2 separate regions of the Homo sapiens genome follow, and region 1 is linked to region 2. Evidence: chromatin contacts called from ENCODE Hi-C data. All regions are on one chromosome and are shown on one strand. Each heading gives the region's core, a stretch centred on a gene start or an enhancer-like site at or near the end of the contact. The rest is flanking DNA. Distances are from core to core; before and after follow the strand shown. Region 1 overlaps OTUD7A (OTU deubiquitinase 7A). Region 2 has its middle 55 kb from the start of CHRNA7.

The links. A loop is a pair of places that touch in the nucleus more often than their neighbours do. Pooled maps may share reads with other maps.
Region 1: a loop to region 2 is called in a map of HCT116, with 8 times the contacts of the local background. The contact joins two enhancer-like sites. A Hi-C loop is called at or near these places in 6 of 168 maps with a recorded cell type or tissue (GM12878, HCT116, MCF 10A and 2 more), 1 of 37 single-sample maps with no recorded cell type and 12 of 50 pooled maps.

Annotation. Positions count from the first base shown.
Region 1 is chr15:31,487,108-31,490,508 of GRCh38, forward strand. OTUD7A (OTU deubiquitinase 7A) reads right to left here. Exons shown (of 13, transcript NM_001382637.1): 11 at 345-459; 12 at 87-171. Among named protein-coding and RNA genes, the nearest start is that of KLF13, 160 kb to the left of the region's middle. RefSeq lists an enhancer at 2,708-3,357 and a silencer at 2,863-3,013. Within about 2 kb of position 1,669, at least 18 of the 41 ENCODE cell types and tissues checked have a DNase peak (open chromatin) inside an H3K27ac peak, as active enhancers do.
Region 2 is chr15:31,973,997-31,977,271 of GRCh38, forward strand. No RefSeq gene overlaps it. Among named protein-coding and RNA genes, the nearest start is that of CHRNA7, 55 kb to the right of the region's middle. RefSeq lists enhancers at 1,702-2,384, 2,950-3,275. Within about 2 kb of position 1,312, at least 3 of the 41 ENCODE cell types and tissues checked have a DNase peak (open chromatin) inside an H3K27ac peak, as active enhancers do.

The DNA.
Region 1 (3,401 bases), core at 419-2,918, 490 kb before region 2:
CATTTGGGAGGATGCACCCTGGTCAGACTGGAGCTGAGCAGCCTGGACCCTGCTGCCAGGTCTGGTCCCAGCACAGCCAGGCTCACCCGTGTCTCGGAGGGGATCCGGATCCACGTCACGTTCATGTAGCTGTGCAGAAGGTTCAGCTTGGCTTCTAGCGACAGGATAAGGCTGGCAAGAGAAGAATATCCTATTGAAATGGTCTGAGCTGGCCCTTATAGCACCCAGTCCACTTGCATGCCAGCTGTCCCAGGAGGAGCAGGGGTGGTACATTCCCTCCCCAGGATGCCCCAGCCATAGCCCTCCCTGTGGGCGCTGGGGAAAGGGACAGAGTAGGATCTTACTGGGCCAGCCGGGCGTTATCGTTGTCGTCTTTCCCCCACTCCCAGTCCTTGCCAGGGTCCACTGCAAAGTGCAGAGGCAGCAGCTTGTGCTCAGAATCCGTCAGGGGGATCACGGCTGGAACAGAAGAGACAGAGCCGTGCTTGGAGCCCCGGCAGTCCCCAGGCAGGATGGCAAGGAAATTCCCAAGCCAGGTATCTGGGTGACAAATGCACCGAGTGGACATCTACACAGATCTGTGCCAGCAGGAGCATGAAGACCAAAACCACTATTGCTAGTTTTTAAAATTTCGTATTTATTGCGGACAGTGGAGAGCAGTTGGAAGCGTCACCTGGACCCTGGCTCTCTTTGGGTCTGTCCAATGGCAGATACTCCATTGGGCAGCAGAATGGGAAAAAAGCTATTGCTGCCTCTGCTATTTCTAGGAAGGATCTAGGCAGGTTAGGCACACTTTGGGAGGCCACCTTGCAGGTGGGCCTGGGGCTCAGCTCTCCTGTCTCGTCCCAGAGAAGGGCCGAATGTGCAAGTCAGGTGAGCAAGGGTGTTGCTGACCTCTACTGGTTTGTAATTTTGTGCCACAAGTCTGTATCAGTGCCTGGGACCCATGGACCCACCCGCCCCTGCCCGTGGGAAGCTCACCTGTGCTGGGGACAGATAAGCAGGTTAACAAACATCTCATAATGTCAGGTGGTGATGAGCCCTGGAAGGGTAAACACCAGGCAGAAGGCAGTGATGGTGAAGCCTTTTTCGGATGGGGTCAGGGGGTCCTTTTGAGGAGGTCACATGTAGGTGGAGATTGCAGTGATGAGCCACTGGCTGGTCATTTCTCAGAGGGATTGACTCATCACAAAACTTCTGTGGTGAAACTCACCACCCGTGGGAAATCCTGGCTCACTCCAGAAGGGCTAGGGTGGAGGGGGTATCTACAGGTTTGGGATCTTCTAGGAGCTTCTGAGCTGCTGGGGGACCTGATGAGAGGAGTGCCTAGTGACACGGTTGACTCCTCCCAAGGGCATTGTCAGGGACAAGGGCAGGAGGAACTGGGAGATGGTCTCCCCAAGTCTTTCCTCGCAACAAGCAGCAGCCTCCTCCATGGGCTCCACTTAGCTCCCCTGCAGGCCCCACACCTGGGAGTCACACACAGCAGAGAAGCACAGCCACCTTGGACCAGCTGCTTTGCCTCTTTGCTGGTGCCCATGGTTCATGGCAAGGGTGCCATGGCAAGAACAAAAAGGCAAGGAAATAGATCAAATCGAAGACTGAACACCAATAGTTGATTTGGTAAGAAATTGGAAAAACTGACTCAATGCTGCCCTCCAGTGTTGCTTAAGAGGAAAAGTGGGTGCAAATAATTCCCCTCTCCACCCCCGCACCTCTTCTTCTCCAGCTTCCCCAAGCTGCCAATAAGGGAAATGCAGCTTTGCTGACCAATGACCAGCTCCGGGCTTTTCATTAATCTGGCTTGGGATTGGAAAGTGCAGTGCTCTGATTTGAGAGGTCAGGGGTGGCTTGGCCTGGCTTTGCTGCAGCCTGCTGGGTTCTGCCTTGACGTGGCCACCCTTTCCAGATCTGAGCTGCAGGGCAGACACACCCAGGGAGGGCTGCAGGGCTGGCTCAGGGACAGGTCTCCCTTGGGTGGTGCCCAGCAGCCTGTCCCATAGTTCTATGAGTCACTACACAAACAGAGAAGGGGTTAGCCTCGCTTCTTACTCATGGGGCAGGGGGTGGCACAGGCTCTCCCCATCCACAATGTTTCCCAGAATAGAGCAGTGCAGCTCCTGGGAGTTCCAAGCCCCCATGAATGGATGGGCCAAACCAAAGTGTCCAGGAAAGGGACTCAAAAAGCAACATTTTAAATAAGCATCTCCTGTGGCTTTTAAAATCAAGCAAATTCAGGAAATATTGTTCTAGAACAAGAATAATCTGTTAGAAGCAGTTCCTGTGGGTGCAACTTGGACATTTTGGGTCTGGCTGTCCACCCGCTTCCCAGGGTAGAATTGCTGTTGGAGAACATCAGCCCAGCCACCACTCCATGTCTTAGCCACCCCGGCCCCAGGATTTAGGGGGAACAGGCACCTAGTGGCATCCATGGTCTGTGGGCAGAAGCAATGTGGGAAGTGCTGGGTGATGTGCTCAGGCATGGGGGTGTCTCTCCCCACTCCCCTTCCATGGTGCCTGCAGAAGACAGCAGATCTCCACTGAAGAGCTGCCTGACAATTGAGAACACTCCTTTTAGATTTCCACTGTGTTAAGTCACTGTGATTTTGGTTTGTTTGTTTCAGATAAACCACCTAAGCTAAGACGGCACCCCAGACAGTCACCCTCACTTCCCTATCATGGGGTTCCTGGGGACTCCTCCCCTCAACAGCAGGGCTGGAATGGACTCCTTGGGCTGCCCAGGGCTCCAGTGCACGGTGGGAATACCCCTGAAGGGGCTAGTGCCTGTCCACCTAGAAGGGTCCAGCAGCCTTGCGGCCTAGATCTGGCTGGGGTGAAGGGCCAGGTACTGAGAGGCTCTACGGACATGCCTGCTCACAACTGAAGACACCGAGGGGCTCAAAGGAAGGCTTTTCTGCAGAGGGTCAACTGCGGCCTGTGGTGAGGGCTGGGGCTGCAGAGCCCAGGGACAGTTCCGGCCAGGAGGCCATGAAAACAGGTCCTCCTCGTGAGCAGCGGCTGCTCAGGATGCCTCTGCTTCTCAACTGTACACCCTGACATTTCCCTATTGGAAACCTGGCTTTACCAGTGAGGAGCAGCCATGCAGCGGCTTGCCCTCTGGTGGTAAATGTCTAGAACAGCAACTGCTTTTCAAAATGAGCCTAAAAAGGCCGGAAAGGTGTTTTGTTTTTGTTTTTGAAAGGCCTCTTGTATGTCTTTTAGCCTGGAAACATATAGGCATCATCTCATGCTAGCCTGAATATATTCTGAGTACTTATTTTCTAAAAAAAAATCAAGATTTCTGGTTTTTGTCTCCGATGTGAAAAGCTGGAAGAGCATTGTTCCACCATGAAAACATTCCAGTCAAACTGCAAATTCACAACTTATCTTTAACCCACCAG
Region 2 (3,275 bases), core at 62-2,561:
TCCGGCCTGGGCTCCTTCCACTTGTAGAGTGGCCTATCTCAGTGCTGCCTATGCCGTTGGGAGGGGTGGTGGCAAAGGCAGACCAAGAGTCACCAGGCAATTTCTTAGGAGCCTGAAGTCTGCAATCCTCCAGTGAAGCTTTTCAGATGAATGTCCTTCACACCCCAAGAATTCTAGAAATGCTGAGCCCCTAGCCTGGAGGGCAGGCTTGGTGCCTGCAACAGAGCATGGGCCCAGCGACCCCTATGGTCTGAGAGAGAGGGTGAGGTGGGAGGACCATCCACTCTGGGAGACTTGGGCTGGCCTTGCAGACTGAAACCTCTCCTGTAAAGTGATGTGTGTCCTGGACCTGCAGGGAGGGAGGGGCCTCTGGAAGTCAGGCCGATTGCCAGGGTCTGTGAGGCATCTTCTGAAGCCCAGGCCCTGTCTGGCTTTTTCTTGCCAGGAGTCTGGCTCTCTTGCTCCACATGAATGACTGAAGTTATTTGAAGAGGTCCCCCAGAGAGTCATCAGGCCTCTGGTGGAATTGCAGGGGCTCAGGGAAGGCACAGAGATAGGGCTGTAATGCCCGGGGAGGGAGCGGCCCAAGGCCTGCCCCAGACCACTGCAAGCCTGGGTGCTTGGAGAGGAGACGGCCATTAGCATGGCTGTTAAGAGCCGCTGCTGGGGGCACTGGCAAGGGACCTGTTCAACAGCTTCACCCACTGGGCCATGCACCTGACAAGCATTCACCAACCACTCTTTCTGTCTTACAGGAAAGTGATGGGGGTGGGGAGCAAGGTTGCTTTGGCCTGAGGTCAAACCATCAAGATCTGCATATGTCTACAGTTATTGATCCTTCTATTAGGTAAAGAAAAGAATTGTATAAAAACCATTCAGAGCTGCTGAAGATGTTGTTACACTTGCCAGATCTGGGAACTGCGATTTTCCTTTGCAGCTTCAACAAGAGAAGAAATCTCACAGGGGAGGAAGGGGTCGCTGAGCGTCCTCGGCCCATGGATACCTTACTTTGTGGCGCCACCTAACGGCTAAAGGTTAAAATTGCAAATCTTAAAGATTCCTCCGGCAGAGGAAGAGGTGGGAAGGGGCCGGGTTTTTGAAGAGCAGGCTGAGAGAGCTTTTTTGGGAGATTTGTTTCCTGCTTTCTGGGCACATGCACCTAATGACGATACAATCCTACGACCCATCTCTGATTCTTCCCCTGACCCACTCTGGTGTAGCCCTGCGGAGATAATTGGCAATTGCAAAGTCACCTGCCTTTGACTTCTGACCCAGTAACCCAGGAAACCTTGCCAAAGATACTCTAGCAAGAAATACGAGTCGGGTTTACACGTGCCACACCCTACGGAATTTTTTGTTATCGTAAGAGACTCAGAGCGATTCACATGTGCATCAGAGAGGGCACTGATGGAAGCAAACCTCGTGCATCCCACAGAGTTACAGCCAGCAGCGCTCAGGCTGTGTGGCTGCCGCAAGTGCCCCTGAGCCCCCTGAGCCCCAGTGGCTGGCGACAGCCCCGCTCCATGTCGCCTTCATCCAAGATCTGCGCCGCGGGGCGGCCGCCATCTGGAGCACGGCTGGCCACGGTCAGCCCTAAGCTGGTGGGTGACACTGCGTCTGCGCACACTTCGTTGCTCAAAGCCAACTGTATGTGCTGACTGGGTGTGCCTTCTAGTGTCCTGTGTTCCTGCTGAGTGCCTAGCATGCATACTTCCTTTGTGCGCCCAGTGTTGTGTGCCTGTCACTGTGTGTCCAGTATTGAGTTATGTGCATGGTGTTATGCACCAGGCATGGTGTGTCTGACTTTGTTTGCCCAGTGTCGCGTAGCCAGCATCTGTGTCCAGCCTGTGTTCTTGCCATGTGCCTGGCCCTGCATGCCTAGTGTGGCACCTGGCTGTGCATACTCCGCATTGTATGCCGGGTTTGTTTGCTCCCGTCTGTGAGCCTTGCAGTGTAATCCTGGAGCGTATGCCCTGTGTTGTTTGCCAACTGTGTGTGCAGGTACTGTGTGTACCTGGCGCTGTGTTCCTGCTTGTTTGTGCCTAGTGGGCATGCCCAGTATTGCATGCCTGGTGTTGTGTACCTGGTCCTGTGTGCCCAGTATTGAGATCCCAGAGTGTCTGCCCGGCCTGGGTGCCTGCGTTGTGTGTCCGGCCCTGTGTGCTCAGGTTTGTGCATCCAGCTTGGTGGGCCCAGAGTGTGCCTGGCATACGGGCTTAGTGCTTTCTCCCTGGCATTTTGTGCCTGGCATGTTTGCCCAGCACTGTGTGCCCTGCATGGTGTCCCAGAGGCTGCGCCTACTATGGTGTGTCTGGCTTTGTGTGTCTGGCATTGCATGCTCATTGTTGTATACTTACTGTGTGTGTCCAGCATGGGGCGCCTGCATTGTTTTCCTGGCCCTGTGGTTCCAGAGTTCTGTTTCTGCACTGCATGCCTGGTGTTGTGTGGGTGGAATTACATGGCTGGTGTGTACATGGCTGGTATGTGACCCAGCGTTGTGAGCTCAGTGTGGTGCTCCTGGAGTGCCTGGCCCGGAGTGCCTGCTGGTGTGTGTGTGGTATGTGTTTGGCATCATCTGTCTGAGGTTTTGTGCATAGTGTTGTGTTCCCACAGTGTGTGCTGGCATTAGTGCCTGGACTTGTGTGTGCCTGGCATTGCACCCTGGCTTCTGTGCCCAGCATGGTGTGTCCCAGTGTTTTGTGCCCTACAGTGAAGCTCAGCATTGCGTTTGGTGTGTGTGTTCAACATGTGTTACAAGCATGGGTTCTTGCCGTGTGTGCATTGTGTATGTGATGCTGTGTCCCTAGAGTGTGTGTAGCATCTGTGCCTGGTGTGTGCCCGATGTTGTGTTCCTGCAGCGTCTGGTGTTGTCCCCAGTGTGTGCCAGTGTGTATTCCCAGTGGGTGTGCCAGCTTGTCGGTCATGGTATGCCTGACCTTGTATGCCCAGAGTTGTGTGTCCAGTGTGTCCCCAGCTTCAGTGTCTGTGGCTGGAGAGTGTGTCTTTCCTTCTGTGTCTGGTGTTGTGACCCAGCATGGTTTGTGTGGCTGTGTATGCTTGGCAAGCGTGCCCACTCCTGTGTGCCTGGTGCTGCGTGACTGGCACGTGTACCTCGAATTGTTTGGCTGACAGTGTGTGCCCAGAATTTTGTGCCCACTGTGTGGGCCTGTGTTGTGTCCTGTGCTGTGTGCTCTGTTGTTAGCCCTGTGTGTGTGCTCTGTGTGTCTTGTGCTGTGTGTCCTATGCTGTGTGGCCTGTGCTGTGTCCTGTGTGGT